2 separate regions of the Mus musculus genome follow, and region 1 is linked to region 2. The links are chromatin loops, found by intact Hi-C in ENCODE. Cell type or tissue: heart. All regions are shown on one strand.

What was found. A loop is a pair of places that touch in the nucleus more often than their neighbours do. Peaks named below come from ENCODE experiments on the same cell type or tissue, not always from the same donor. Only the 100,000 strongest peaks of a DNase experiment are listed, where the experiment ranks them.
Region 1: a loop joins it to region 2, with 2.8 times the contacts of the local background. A loop is called at or near these places in 4 of 42 quality-filtered maps.

What each region holds. Positions count from the first base shown.
Region 1 is chr7:135,885,633-135,893,632 of GRCm38, reverse strand. No RefSeq gene overlaps it. Among named protein-coding and RNA genes, the nearest start is that of 6330420H09Rik, 36 kb to the right of the region's middle. In heart, a CTCF peak has its summit at 4,104 (motif pointing left); a DNase peak (open chromatin) is centred at 4,112; H3K4me3 peaks cover 649 bases; H3K27ac peaks cover 1,754 bases; H3K27me3 peaks cover 1,841 bases.
Region 2 is chr7:136,047,201-136,055,200 of GRCm38, reverse strand. It overlaps Gm51502 (predicted gene, 51502), which reads right to left and starts at 7,131. Exons shown (of 2, transcript NR_169162.1): 1 at 6,969-7,131. In heart, CTCF peaks have their summits at 47 and 4,914; no DNase peak of the experiment used is centred here; H3K27ac peaks cover 340 bases; H3K27me3 peaks cover 361 bases.

The sequences.
Region 1 (8,000 bases), 160 kb after region 2:
TCAGTCCCTACAGATAGACCACATACATTGTCTTCCTCCTTTGATGATGCAAGGCTCGCTCATTAACCCTGGTGAAATGCCAACTCCTTTACCTATGGCCCATTTTTTCTGTCCCTGTTCTGTTTTCCAAGTTGTCCTGTGCAACTGTTCCATATTGAACTCACCCTATCCTAATTGTGACACTGTAGACTTTTCCCCTATCTTTCATTTGTCTATACATTTTATATTTTAATAACTATATTTTCCACATGAGGTTTTATGATTCTTAAACATCTATGAATTCTGCTTTCTACCAATACAAAAGTAAAAATATAAACAAACAAAAACAACAACAACAAAAACCTTGAAATTTAACTGCTTAAACTCTGATTTAATATGAACACTTTACTTTCTAGGTAGTATTTTTCATTTATCCAAATATGTCTTTATCTTACAAGTTTGTTTTTCTTAATTTATACAAGCTGCTCCTATATAGCCAATATCAACTTCCTCTCTTGGTCTCCTGAGCTCTGACATTATAGATATATGCCACTGTGCCTGACTAGTTTTGTTTTGTTTGTTTGTTTGTTTGGTTTTGTTTGTTTTGTTTTTAACTTTTCCATACATTTCTTTTTTAGTTTAAAAGTTACTAAAGCTATTTTCCCAGTTGTCTTAGTTTTGTCTCCTGTTGTAAAAACAGCCTAACAAAGGCACTTTAGAAAGAAAGACTTTGTTTTAGTTCACATTCCATGCTGCAGTTCATCACTATGGGAAAGGCAAGACACAAGAATTTGAAGCGGCTAGTAACATCCACAGTCAAGAACAGAGAGAAGGAATGCACACACGGTGGCTCAGCTCACTTTCTCCAGTCTTATGCAGTTTGGAATCCTCTGAGTAGGGAATGGTATCACCCACAGTGGGCAAGTCTTCTCATTTTGATTAATGTAATCAAGATAATCCCCACAGACAGACTAATATGATCTAGACAGTCCCTCACTTAGAATCTCTTCCTGGATAATTCTACATTGTTTCAAATCAACAATCATAACTATGACAACCCCCCACCTCTGGTTGACTTGGCACACAGATGTCACATAACCATAACTTTTTACCGCTTCTCCCCAAGGCTGTGTGTTTGTCTCATCATGTTAAATATAGCCCAACTCTAAAAGTCCCCACAGTCTTTAAGAAATCAAACATTTTAAAAATCCAACATGAGTTCCTATAAAGTAAAAAAACAAGTTTCATACTTTCAATATATAACAACATAAAGTAAATATTCTTACTCCAAAAAAAGAAAACCTGGGTCATAGATAAGACTTTAAAAAAAAAACAAAAAAACAAAAACAAAAACAAAAAACCTCCAAATCCAGCAGAACAAATCTTGCAACTTCCTGCCCAGTATCTGGAGCTTGTAATGTAGTCAACTGGGTTCAAAAGTAGTTGGGTAACCGTACTGTCCAGCACGCCTACTGCCCAGCACGCCGCCTGGCACAGCTCTCCCTCTGATTCGCACTACTCCTCACATACAGGTCTCCTAGGCCAATGACCCACAGCTCTGACATCTCCAATATTCTGGGGTCTGCAACTGAAGGTTTCACCTTCACAACCTCACCCAGCAGTTCCTCCGGGCTCTCTGTGGGGACCCAACCCTTCCACACAGTATCTGGCCTCTGCTGCTCTCCTGACTGAACCCGCTCAATCTTGCATTTTTCACGTGTTCAGAACCAGTTCCATACGTGTAACACAACACTGTCAACTTCTGCTGCCAGCTCAAAATGTAGCCTGGCCTGCTTAGACCACAGCTATATCAATTTCTGTGTGCTGACCCTAGGGAAATACTTTTGGGGAAGTGGGGCAATGGAATCCTTTAACTTAGGCTTTTTTCCTTGAAAGAATTTTGAATCTTTTTTACACAGTAGATCCTCTGATGAATGAGGTTTTGCTCTCGGGGCACCTCTCCCATTCTTCCAATGCAGCTCCGGAAACTCCTCCACAACGGTGCTGATCTCTCTCCTTAATTACAGCAGCTTCTTCAGCACCATCTTGAATATCATCCTGCTAAACAAATCAGCCCGTCGTCTCTCAATTCAGCTTCTCTGGGTCACAGGAAGCAGGTAGAATGAAAGCAGATGCTTGACAGAAATATCCAATAGAAGGTGCCCAGCTCAGTTCCTGAAAGAGTCCTTAATTCCCTCTGAAACCTCGTGAGCCAGGCCCTTGCTGCCCACATGTCTCTCAGCAGTCTTTTTCTTCTTTGAGCAGCCCAGGGAGCTCTGTTTCCAGGATTTAAAGACTTATCTACCCAGTGTACAAAATTCTTCCTCATTCCTCCTCCAACACAGTTCCAAAGGTTTCAAAACCACACAGGTTTATCATAGAAGTGATCCCATGTCTTGGTACCAATTTCTGCCTTCACTTTGTGGCTGTGGTAAAATGCCCTGACCAGAGTAACTTAGAGGTGGAATGGCTAACTTCAGCTCACAGCTCCAAGCTGCAGTCCATTATGCCCAGGAAGTAGCTGGCGGGCACCTGGTGGAGTTGATCATACGCACAAGATAAAAAACTATATGTAATGGCCTTTCAAATTATATGATGTATTAAATGGTCTTTCAAACTCAAGTCCATGATTTTTATGTTCATTTTTAAAATTTTGGGGTGCGCATGTATGTCTGTATCTACACACGTCCACGCTAAGCAGTGAAGATTACAGGAGTTGGTTTTCTCTTCCTACCCTCAGGGCTTCCACAGACAAACTCAATCATCAGGCTTAGTGGCAAATGCCCTTACCCACTGAACTCTCTCACTAGCCCAACTTTGTCTGGTGCTAGGAGACTCCTTTATACTGCTCGGTGATGGTTCTATCTGCTCCCTTTACTGAGTGTTCTCCTTCAGGGCTGTCTAGTATGCGTGTTTGTTCTCACGCCCTGCTGCAATTTTCTCTTTTGACATTTTAGTCATAAGATCAGGAGTCTGGTTCCCAGCATCCCAACACCCATGTCAAGCAGTCTACTGGCCTCCATGGGCAACTGCACTCAGGTTCTCATATAGTACACTCAAGACACATAGACATAATTAAGAATTAAATAAATATATGTTTTTTAAGAAAAAGGTTTTAAAATGAAAAATAGGAACTAGAAATGTTCTGGAGTTTTCCGCTCCTTATTCACAGAAGGTTTCAGAGAATTGTCTATGACACATGGTGTTCTCCATGTGAGGCCTTGTAGGAAAAGGCTTATTTTTGTCCTATCATTGAGTTTGTCCGTAGTTTGCCACTAGACAAACATTTCAGCCACAAGATGAGGATCCGAGGGAAAGTTTCTCTAAATGTGTGGTTGGGTTGTCCCAGCAGCACACCACATATGAAGGCAGCTCTAGTAGGATCCTTCTTATGGGGCTAGGGTCAGGGCCTGCTCTTTCTCAGGCTCCTCCTGAGTGCTTGGGAATCCCACACTTCCAGGAAGTGACTGTCCATTCTCTGCCAGGCTGGTGGGGTCCAGATGTGCTCTCTGTGGTCTCCTGGCTAGCAGCCTCTTTGCTCAGGAGCATCTTCTCCAGGAATCTCCCTGGGGATCTCTCCTTCCTTAACCAAATGGTCTCTCCTTGGTCCAGGTTGGCTCTTCAGTCCACACTGTCCTCTGTGCAGTGCGGACAGCATGCCCTGTGTTTGCCACCCGTGTGTGCTATGGTGGCCCCCACTCCACCCTTGAATCTTTGCTGCCTTCTCACTTTTTTGGTCCCTGCCAGGGAATGCAGGTAAAGAAGGATAGATGTGGTAACTGTGGGGGGTGTGGGGGAGACTACCAACCTAGCTGAGAAGAAGGGAACAAGGATCAAGGGAGGGGAGGGGACAGGAGACAAGACTGGGCTGTGATCCCCACACATAGGAGAGGTCACAGTTGTTCCTAGGCCCTAAAAGCCACTGATACCCCCACCCACCCACCCTAGAGGCGACTTGGCCTAGTTCTTCTAAAAGCTGCTGATCTCTAGAAGCCTAGGGAGAGGAGGCTCCAGCCTTGTCCCCTGGGGGGCAGGCTCCCAGTTTCCAGTCCCCCGAGGCTGTACTCCCCAAACTCAGAGTGGAGTAGGCAGAAGTTATCAGGCTCTTTGGCAACACCTTCTGGCCAGATCCAGAACTCCACCCACCACCTCGTGCTTCCTGGGGTCACTAGAGTCTGGACGGGTACTGCTCCTCAGCCTTGCTCCCCAAATCTATAACCGTGGTTCCTTCTTATAGGGAGGACTCGCTAATGCAAGCCTTGAGGAACACTCTTCTCCTGTCCTCCCAGGCTCAGAAGCTGTGAAGGCAAAGCCGGGTACTTTCCATATCACAGGGACAATAACATTTCTTTGAGACATTCACTGACATCCAGAGACCAAGCAGACAAATATGTACTTCCCCGGCGCTTTCCCGCTTTGCCTTTGTTTTCTAAAGAAGCCCTTGTTGTGTGTGACTGATGGGAGGCAGTGCGTGGGAACGCCTGTAAATCTGCAGGAAGGGAGCTGGGAGGGCAGCAGCATTCTTTATCCCCGCTCCCCATCGATCGCCTCTAATGAGCACCAGTACAGCTGAGGCTAATGGTTCTGCGTCTGGTGTTAAGGGCAAACGTGGGAGAAGATTTTCAACCCAAGGGGCTTAACAGTTGCTGGACGGCCTGGAGCCCTCGGGGCGAGGACGCACTTGAGAGGTCACTGAAGCAAATGAGGGGAAGATTTGGTGCCTCTGGAAGAAACATGCAGGAATGGGTTTGGGTCTTCTCCCCTCCCCCTAGCCCCCCCTCCTGCCCCAGTCCCCAACAGAGACTACAGGCATCAACAAAACCCTCACCTTCTCTTGCTAGTTATTAGTCCCTGACCCCAGCCCCATAAGAAGGCTCCTACTAGAGCTGCCTTATCCTAATTATGACTCATCAGATGGCAGCAATCCTACCCAATTACTGGGGCTTAAGCCAGGGGCACTTCACAGACTGAGGTCCAAGCCCTGGGTGAGCCAGGGAAGGACAGACAGCTCCTGCTCCAATGCCTTTGACCCTGCTCTGTTCCTTACCTGGGGGTCCGGGCTGCCATTTGTTATACTTGATATTTCTTCCTCTGTGTTGCCTGATGCCCCCGACCTCGAAGATCTGAGAGGGGCTAGATGAGTGGCCATAAGAGGGACAGAGGCCAGTGACCTTCAAGGGACAACTAACTGGAAGATCCTATAGAATGCTTGCAGTCACATGTTAGCATAGACAGGGGGCCACAGGTATTAGACAAGATGAAAAACCAAGGCTGCCAAATGCCTTCCGGGCTCAGGCTCTCCACACACCCTGAACTTTAATAGCATAATGGAGTCATTGCAGTTGAGAAAAGAACCCTGAGCCAGAAGGGAGAGAGGGTGTGCTGAGGGTGGGGGATGAGACAGCAACAGGGGCAGGGGAGGGGGGATATGGTGGGAAACACATCCTCTGCTCTGCAAAATTGCCCAAACCACTATTTATTTTAATGTTGTAAACAAGCAATTTGAATAGTACCCTAGTTCCATAATAAGTAATGTGGTAATGTGATATCCTGAGGTTACAACAAATTATTTATTAGGGTTTTTTTTTTATTTTAAGGCAGCATCTTTATAGCTAGGAGATTTCCATGGAATTCAATCACTAAAAATGTGGGTACAGATATGGCCCCTACATTAGGAGCACTACCCCTGACACATAGATTTCTATAAAGCTGCTATACAGCTGCAGAAGGGTCTTCAAAAATAGTTACCCAACAAAGACCACACTCTCCCAACCCACCCTGTGAGTGTGTATGTGTATGCACACGTGTGCACACATGTACACACACACACACACACACACACACATGAACTGGGCAGAAGAAAAAAAAGAAAGAACCCCAAGTCCAGAGCTGGCCTTCCCAGAAGCCTCTGAGTTGAAGGCTGTGCACCTGAAAAAGTATGGCTTGGCCACGTTTAGTGACACTGAGTAGGGTGGCAGAAAAAGCAGGAGGTTTGAAATCAGTAAGTTAGCTAATTGACAACCCAATCATTCATGTCCTCGGCTTTCTTTTCTGTAAATAGCATGTGGAGACTAGAGGAACCCTTAAGAAAAAGGAAGGAAAAAAGAATATCTCTATGGTTAGAGTCCAGAAGTGTTTGCTTCGGCATTTCTGGGACCGGGTCTGGAGGGTGTCAAGTTTAATGAAGGCTGGGATCAACTTTCTCAGGTCAAAGATCAAGAATTGCAGTAGCTTTTTGTACCAGGGAAGCATCAAAGATAGGGGCTGTGGTGGCCACCATGAAGGAGGAGGAACTCAGTACTTGTGTATTCCTGGGGAGCTTCCCCCAGAGTTAGATAAGAAACCCCTTTTGTAGCCCAGTGTCAGGTATAACCAGACACACAGACATAGAAGCACAAATCACAACTGCAGAAGTTTCAATAAAGTCAAAAGACCACTGCAGGCCAGCTGTGAGTAGGACCCCAGGAAGAGGCACAAACCCAGTTGCTGGTACTCAGGAAAGGAGTCCTGGGTGCCAAGTGAAGGTAGAGCAAGGGCTGCAGGCACTGGCCAGAGCAGAGTTCACCCTACAGCAGGCAGTAAAGAGGGTGCAGAATGGGAAACAAGAAAGACACCGAGCAGGCTATTTAAGGGTGATGTTAGATGATGCATAGAAGACCCTCTCAAATGCGTTAGCAAAAGTTGCAGGCCCATGATATTAGAGGGATAGAGACATGCAATGTATGTGTGAGTTGTGTGCGCTTGGTTTCTGAGCACTCTGTAATGAGCATGCCTGAACATTAAGAGGAGAGACACAGAGCATTCACAAACACGACACCGGTAAGTTGTGAATGGCCTGGTCTAGCTGGGTAGAAGCTGCATTGGAAGGATGTCCCGGCCACAGCCAGAGTCAGAGGAAAGAGACCCAGAGAGGCAAGTAGGAAATCCTAATACAACCATGGCACTCTCCCAGGGGCTCAGGAAGCACCACACAGGAGGTCCTGAACCTTGTCCATCCACCAAGCCAGCTAACTTCAACATCACCGGCTTTGCCTCTGTTCCCCAGAACTACCTACCCTAAGAGATTTGCAGTCTCCCTCACATTGCTGCTAATGGCAGAGATGCAAAGCATGGTGGGAAATGAATCTGGTAGGATATATGCAGCTGAAAGGCTAAGAGAAGCAGAAGGAATGGGTCAAGGTCAGGAGTCTCTCCAAGCACCTCACCCTGAGATGGGACTAGGAGCCAGATCGCTGCTCTCAGGAGCTTGATTATCTGAGGACTATGGCCTGCCCCTGTTTTTTATGCAGCCCATCCCTGCCCCTTATATTGCAACAATCCAGTCAAGGCCCCTGTTCATCACATCTGTGGTACAAACCCTCACCAGACAATTAATTAATTCTCATGTTAGCAGAGCTCAAAAGTTGCCTATCACACCCTGCTTCCCAGTGCATCCTAGGTGACACCCGTATTTCTGAGTCTTCCTGTGTACAAAGGACACATCATCTCAGAAGTGCTGTGTGACTGACTCTTGCATCCACAGAGTCTCCTAGTTGTGCCTGCAATAGATTCATACTGGGATAACATCACACAATGAACACCACAAAATTAATTAGACAGCGCACCTATCCAAAAGCAATCCCTTCAAATGGGGAGAGAGTTACAGCAAGAGATTTGAGAAGAGTCACACAGGGGAATAGGATCACATAGCACACCAGTGACAGCCTGCCTGGGGACCTCCCCAACAACAAAGATGCGAATTGCTGGCCTTGAAAGAAGAAGTAGACAATGATGATATTGAAGATATTGACAGGGCCCCACAGCCTTCTGGAGAACTATCAGCGCCCTTCTTCTCCACACGCCATGCAGCCTAGGACACTGCCCATCTGTCTCTCATCAACCATCCAAACACAGACACAAGGACCTGAGTTAGATCCCCAGAACCCATGTAGAAATCTGGATGTAGGGGCATGGGTTTGTAATCACAGTGTGGGTGAAATAGCTCAGGGGCCAGCCAGACTAAGTAAATTCCAGACCAGTGA
Region 2 (8,000 bases):
AGACTTTGTCTTGGATAAGCCCCGGGAGTCTGTAGGAGGCTCCATGGTCTATGTCTTAGAAACCACCCTGGTGGCTGTAGATGAATTAGCAGCTGAAAAGCCCTAGTGTCTGCCATGGAACCTATGCTCCGGATCCTAACAGAGCTTCCAAAGACTCTCTCTCTTTTTAAATTTATTCAAGGAGAAAGAAGATAACAACTTCATGGGCTCTTACTTAGGAGCAGGGAAATACCTTTTTAAAGCACTCATTACTTTGTGTCTTCATCTCTTCAACTAGAGTACAAAAAACTGGCTGTTGTTGGTGGCTGTGGGAACTAGCTCACTGATTGACAGCCCTATCCCCATTTGCTGACATGTAGCCTGACTTACTCCAAATCTGCATTAAACTGTCCTTGTCTGTTTGCCCTTTTCAAGAAATGGCATCTCCTTTTTCCAGCAGAGATGTAGTTCCTTAAAAGAAAACATAGAAATTATTTGAAAAATACTTAATTTTTTTTCGATAGGCTATCTTCTATGTACTTTAAACAGTTTTACCAGTTATCGATCACTTTCTCTTGTTACAACAGTAGTTCTCAGCTTTCCTAATGCTGCTACCTTTTAATACAGTTTTTCATGTTTTGATGAGCCCAACCATAAAATTATTTTTGTTGCTGCTTCATAACTGTAATTTTTGTACTATTTGAATCGTAATGTCAACACCTGTGTTTTCTGATAGCCTTAGGCGACCCCTGTGAAAGGATCCTTACAGGGATCCCAACCTACAGGTTGAGAGCCCATGTGTTACAAGAAAGGAAGATTTATAAAGAGAACCAATTTTCATCTTTCTTTAAAATCCAGTTGAACAAAATCTCAATTATAGGCTCTAGAAGAACAGGCTACGGTCTTTTCACATCAAATACAAGCAAGATGGGGGTGGGATATTGAATTTCTAGCTCCCTTTGGAATCTCATTCTTAATTTTAGAATGCTGCTCTATCCACATGCTCAGAAGAAGTACTGCAGGACACAAAAATTGAAGCCTATCTCGGTTTCTCTGACTGGGAAAGACCTCAGCACCACTTTGGCTCCAACCTGATGTCTTGGTGGTTTTCTAACACCAAACAGAGTCATCTTGTTCAGCTTTTCCTCTTTCACAGACTACCCTGGAAGGCCACTGATGAAATAAAGCTGCCAAAACTCCCAGCCACTTGTGGGCAGGGTAAAGAGTAGGGGGAGATAGTCTTTGAAAGTCTTTGCCAAGCAAATGCTTGGCTTCCATCTTTAATCAACCAATAAATTAATTAATCAATTAGTGTGTGGGAGGAGGGGTGTACATGGGCCACAGTCTGTGTGTGGAGGTCAGAGGACAACTTACAGGAATTGGTTCTCCCCTTCCACCATGTGGGTTCTGGGGATTGAACTCAGGTTACCAGACTTTGAAACAAGCACCTTCATTGGCCTATGTCTGGGTTTATAAGCTCCTCAGAGTAGACCCTGGGCTTTCACCTCTGGGTCTGTTTCTGGAGTTTATTTTAAGATGTCCTCCATGGTTGGTAATTAAGTCTACTTAACATCAAGAATTATGGCCAATATCATAGACTTCCCTAATGCTACAGCAGGAGGTTTTTTTTTTTTTTTTTCTGTTGCTATATTAATCTACTTTTGTTGGAGAAACATACCAAAGTGACAGCTCACAGACTGAACCAGTGCTCACTTTAATTATATTCACAGTTTCACAAAGAATCATGCCAAAATGAATGCATAAATCTATTTATATGTTTTTAATAAAATCTCACTAAACCTGAACCTTTTAGATCATTAATGGGAAACAACACTTATTAAAAATTCTCTGTAATTACACTCCTCATCAAAATAAAACAAAGTTATATACCCAAGATTATTTCAAAATATAGATTCTCAAAATAACATGATGGACATCCATGAAGACTTTATTTATGGAAGTTGTTTGCCAATATCGTTCATAAAAAAGGAAATGGGTCAGAGAGTTCAGGAAAATACCCAAAGGTTTGAACCCTCTAAAAGATGCTTAAAAGAAACAATGCTTGGCACAAACTGAGAAGATAACAGAGGCACCACAACCCTGAAGCCTCCTTGGGAATGCTGCATGTGGGTCAGCAGCTAAAGGTCCTCAGCTTGTAACATACAGAGCACCATACAGAGACCATTGAACAGTCTGGGCTGGGAAGCATTTTTAACTATCCTGTCTCACTAAGTATGTGTTGATATCCTTGGATGGAGCATGAAGAACATAAGGGCAATGATCTAGGTATGGTAGTTGTTCTATGACCTTATGATAAGGTGGGGTTACAGAACCAACGACTATGGCTAAGAAATGCTACACACAGAAGAAATGGAAGGTAAACTCATGAGTTTACTTGCTGTGGGTTCTCTTGATTCACCTGTTCTCTGTTTTTTCTTTCCCACTTTACCCCTCCCTCCCATCCCTTTTTGTTCACCTTTTTTCCCCCTAATTCTCAACTCCAGATGTGAAGTTCAGGTGTCATTATTATGTGGAATGTAGCTTCACTCTTTTTGGAAAATGTGGCTCAGGCTATGATCTTCAGGATAATTAATTTCTGTATTAAATAAAGGTCTCACGAAGGAAGTTTCACTTCAGCAAGGACAACCAGGTGTCTCTTAAATTGCTTTGATGGCTTCCACGTCCGGACAACTGTCCCTGGAAACTTTAATATTAGACTGTGGTCACAAGGGTCCCTGTATGGATGGACAGTCCACATATCACAGAAGACTTCTGAGTTAGCCATCTCCCAAAGACAACACCAGCTGTCCGTGGAACACTATTCCCCAAACCACCAAGAGTGAAGCCCCATGTGTTCACTCCCTGCCTGGTCTCACCCAGAGGCTGCTCCAGTCACTAGGCTGTGACAGTCCAAAAGTGCACCTTCTTCCTTCTTTGGGTCTATTAAGGAATATAGTTTGCTTAAGTGTGAAATGAAATCAGTGACATAAATGGAGACTTCAAGACAAGTCACTGAACACAGATGGACACAACCATAATGTGTACCAAGAGAATCCAAAGACCTGGTTCTGGAGCCACAAGAGTCCCCGATCCCAAATAGTCGGGCAGAGGACATTGGGATAGGGACATGCTTCCTCCCCTAACAGGTTCTCTTAATGGCAGATCCATGCAGTGGCGTTTGTGTAGGGGCCATGGGGACTGCTTATTTACCGACTGGATGAAAGAACATGCTGCAGGGGTGGGAACTTGGGACTAAGGGACCTGGGATAGCCACTGCCACGTGTGTAAAGTACAAACTATAGCAAATTTGAGGCACATGCCACTTCAAATATACAACTACTCTAAAGCCTTTCTGCAGCTCCCCCTCCAAACAGCAGCTGATTCAATTAAGGTTCATCTAGCTAAGTGTATATTAATAAGTTGATACGTGCAAATCTGAGTGTGTACTTGCATGTGTCCAGACTGTTTACTAGCTTTCTCTAGCACAGAGAGTGTCTTTCTAGGCACGTCTTGGCAGTGAGTGTTCTTAGTCCTGGTTCCTTCAGCCCTCATTGTGTCCAGTGTACAACCCTACTCTAAACGTAAGTAGTGTGGACTCAGGAATGCCCTGCTTTACCCACTAGGCTTGGAGAAGGCATTTCTGAGCCAGCACTACGTAAAACAGTAAACCTCATGCTGAGAGGTGAGTGGCAAGGGGGTGTCCTTTCATTTAGGATCCTAAATATTTATGCTTATAGTCTATTGACGGGCTTCCAGCTCAGGCCCTGCAATTGTCCTGCTAGTTGCTTTTAGATGTAGAATGTGAACAAAACGATCAGGGTCTGCCATGTCTATGGAATGTCCCCTGCTTAGTAACCTGCAGCTCTGTCAGAACCAGACAAGAGGGGACAGGACAACTAGATGCAGGCTGTCGATGAGAACCAGGTCCAGTTAAATATTGCCAATAGAAATGACACTTGGCAATTTGGGCAGAATGTACCTGACACACTTCCCAGCCAAATTGGGACTCCATATTCTTTGATCAGGCATGCTGGGCTTGGTACTACATCACTGGAATAAAACCTCCTGTATGGCAGCAACAAGTGATGGTGAATGATGCCAAAAGAGGGGAACCTGAGGGCTATGGGGCTCACCTCTGGGGAGTCTTCATTCTGGGAAGGGGTGGGAACATCAATCTGATTGCCTCTTGTGGGGCCTCTCAGGAAGTTTGTCAATATCTACCTTCCCACGGCTGGTAGGGGTCGATGAGTGTGATGGTTTATATATGCTCAGCCCAGGGAGTGGCACTTTTAGAAGGTATGATCTGTTAAAGTAGGTGTGGTCTTGTTGGAATGTGTCACTGTGGGTATGGGCTTTAAAACCCTAGCTTCATCCCAGCTGCTTGGAAGTCAGTCTTCTGCCAGCAGCCTTCAGATGAAGATGTAGAACTCTCAGCTCTGCCTGCACCATGCCTGCCTGGACGATACCATGTTCCCACCTTGATGATACTGGACTGAACCTCTAAACTTGTAAGCCAGCCCCAATTAAATGCTGTCCTTCTAAGAGTTGCCTTGGTCAAGGTGTCTGTTCACAGCAGTAAAACTGTCACTAAGACAGCAAGCATCAACTTTCCCTCTTTTTTAGACAAAGACATCCTTTTGGGCTCAGGAGCTCATTCTGCTGAGCGAGCAGAGTGAACCAAGTGTCTGTTCCTTGGCATCCTTCAAGGTTTTCATTATTGACACTATTGACTTGGCAGGCTGGGGAATCCTGAGTTCCTATGTCTCCAAAGCCTTGCCAGACCTTTCAACTCGCCTCCGTAAGAACAAGGACTGGACCTGTACTGTAAACCCCATAAGGCTACCAAGAGGAAGGGGGAGGGGGGAGCACCGCACAGATCTTTCCTATTTCTTAACTAGACACTTCCACTAACAAACAGCAGATGGGGCTGCCAAAACCATTACATTAAAAACATAGGAGGAGGAGAGCCTTTTAACCAAAAAAAAATTCCATTCAGAACAATTTCAAAATATAAGCAGGTCTCTTCTTTGTACTGTAAGGTGTCAGTAGGCATAGTCTCTACTGGAAATCATCAGAGAGGATCCTGCCTATAAACATGAGATAATAAAAAAAGAAATGCTAAGTCACTTTCTAGCATTGGTGCAGTAGATTAGATACTTCCCATCCTACTTCTCCCATGCATGTTCTGATCATTTTGAAAAGGACAAAATAATTATCTGTTATTGCCTCAGTCACAACAGCCGCACCCACCGGATAGCACGGAGCTGAGAAGCAACAAGCTAGAGTCTGCTCCCTCTGCCCCCCCTTGAAAGCAAGCATGGCACACACATTCAAGCATGCAAATTACTTTTCCTTGGATTTGTTAACCTCCATCATTGCAGTCTGACGAAATTCATGTGTCAAGCTTCGGGCCAGGCATGAACTTGTGTGAAAATGAAGGTCAAACCGAAGGACAGAGTGGGGATTGGTCAAGTGAGTGTCTCATTGAAAGAGCACACACATCAAACCAGGAAATCAATTTCTCCCACTTGACTTGCAAGCCAAGAATACAGTGCTGGGGGGCGGGGTTCTCTGGGGAACTAGAGCCAGCCAGGTCCAGAGTGGCCTCTGCATCTGTGTTGTGCCTTCTGAGGCTCACCTGCTTGCGAGGTTCTCTCTCTCTCTCTCTCTCTCTCTCTCTCTCTCTCTCTCTCTCTCTCTCTCTCTCTCTCTCTCTCTGACACCCACGAGGGTGCATCTGGAGGGAGAGAGGAGCAAGGGGCAGATGGACAGCTGTCACTTCTGGATGAGTTCAGGCCACAAGTGTGTCTGTGGCTTGGAAGCTGCCTGGACTGGCTAGGAAATGGGGTACTTGTGATAACCCAGACAAGGAAGGAGGAAGCTCTCCCTCTGCTGGTATGAAGACCTGGACCGCCAGATGAGAGCTGCAAGTTCCTGCTTGTGATATAGATTGGAACAATTAACAAGTATAAGTTATTTCAAAATAAGCTTAAATCTGCATTTTATGTGTGCAAGTTCCCAGCTGTAATGGGATTATGATGTCAGCAAAGGGCGAGCGGACTCTAGCACAGCTGCAGTGGGCGAGGGAGGGAGTCAGTCAACAGCTGTTAAAATAGAGAAAGGATGGTGATTAATTCTTATTATGTGTTTGAAGATTTCACAACGAGTTCAAGACCCAAGCCTTCCCCGGAGGCATGGAGTGGGGGAGTTTAAGCAGTCTAGTTTGTGGGATCTCCAAGCCACTAGTTTTGTTGTTTGTTTTGTAATTTTATTCTGCAATTTTTCCTCATCTCAGAATCTTAGAATGGCTGGGAGCTCACAATCAAAAAATCCAGTGAAGAATAGATTATTGGCCCCATTTCTTTGAGTCTTCTCTTCTTTCTGGAGACCTTGCTAACAGTTCCAGGAGTGTGATGGTTCATGCAGAGTCCATGGGCTGCCTGGATGGGTGCTCTGAGACAAGGTTACATCAATTCCTGGTAAATAACCAGAAAAAAAAAAAACCAAAAACTCAAAGACACCCTTTTAAACATCCCTCAAATCTACTTTGGGTTGTATCTCCAACCAGGTGATGCATTGTTTGCCTCGGGTCAGGTCTTAGTATGGTTACGATGCCAATTCATTTCTGAGGCTTAGTGTAGCTTTAATTTCTGCACAAGGTGGTCTGTTTCCCTATAGCTTTGCCCCAAGGTTGGGTGTCCTGTTCTCAAGAAGCAGGAGAAAAAAGTCTCTATGATACTACAGATGAGTGGGATTGGAATGTATGATGTAAATCCATAAAGAATCAATAAAAAGATTTTTAAGTATATACAATGTAGCTAAGAGAATGTTCAACTTAAATGGGACATAATTAAAATGACACGAAAGTAAACCAAAGAGAAAAGAGAAAAAGATCTTGTGGACTTTTATACTAAAAGCGTTGTGAGTTCCAAACTGGCTGCCCAGCCCTAAAGTCAGAGTGAGGAAGGTCAAGGCCAGCAGTTACTTACCTGGAGGTGCTGGGAAGGCTCCGTATTTGTTTGTAAAAATCTCTTCATCAATTCGAATGCTGCAAGTGTTCAAGAAAATAGCTGTCCCTGTGCCTAAGAGGGCTGAACATCTCCTGGGGGGTTTCTAAGGGCCGGCTCCTACAGTTGGCACAACTTAGCATCTGAGGAAGTTTGTATTGGGGGGATGTGTAAGTTGAACTAAAAAAAAAAAAAAAAAAAAAAACCTGGGAAGAGAAATAAACCTCACAGGAGCAGTGATTCAAATTGTAAGAGACAATGAGCAGAGGCTCAGAATTTACTGGAACACAGCTCAAAATCCTGACCGTAGAATTAAGGAAGCGGTCTGGTCCTGTTCTCTGATCGGACCTATTATTTCTATTTTCTTGCATTTGCATTTTGTACATAATGGTGCTTTCCTCCACGCAGGTCAGAAGGCAGACAGGCCAAATGTAAATGAAGCAGAATAATGCCTGCACCGATTTCATTTCAGGCGAGCTTCTGGCTTTGACAGAAGTCCTGGGGCTTCAAGGGTGGGAACAAAGAGCCCTTGTATCCTGGCTTCCTATCTCTGGGAAGATCACATTGCTCAGTCTTCACTCTCCTCCATTTTTTTTTAAATTAAAAAAAAAGTAGAAGAATTACACAGTTCATGCCAGAAAAAAAAAAAGTTTGAAAGCCCTTAAGAATACACTCCTGCTGCAGGGGAGGAGTGCTGGAGTGGAGGATTTAATTTCAGGGCAGCCAGTTCAGCAGAGGCTTCACAGAACTCAAGGTCCTGTGACCCTGGGTCCACTGCTGCCTGGCTTCCCTGTGCTCAGTGTTCTGAGCTCACCTGAGCTTCTGCCCGGCATTGTTGGGTGACTTAGTGTTTACATCAGCAGGCAGTCGCTTACTTTTGCGTTTTACTTACAGTTGCATCTTAAAGCAACACAGAACAATGGAAGCCAGCGTCACACTTCCACCTCCGTCCTTCCCTCCGCCTTCAGTCAGGTTCCAAAAATAATGCGAATAGTGAATGGTGCATAAGTGCGG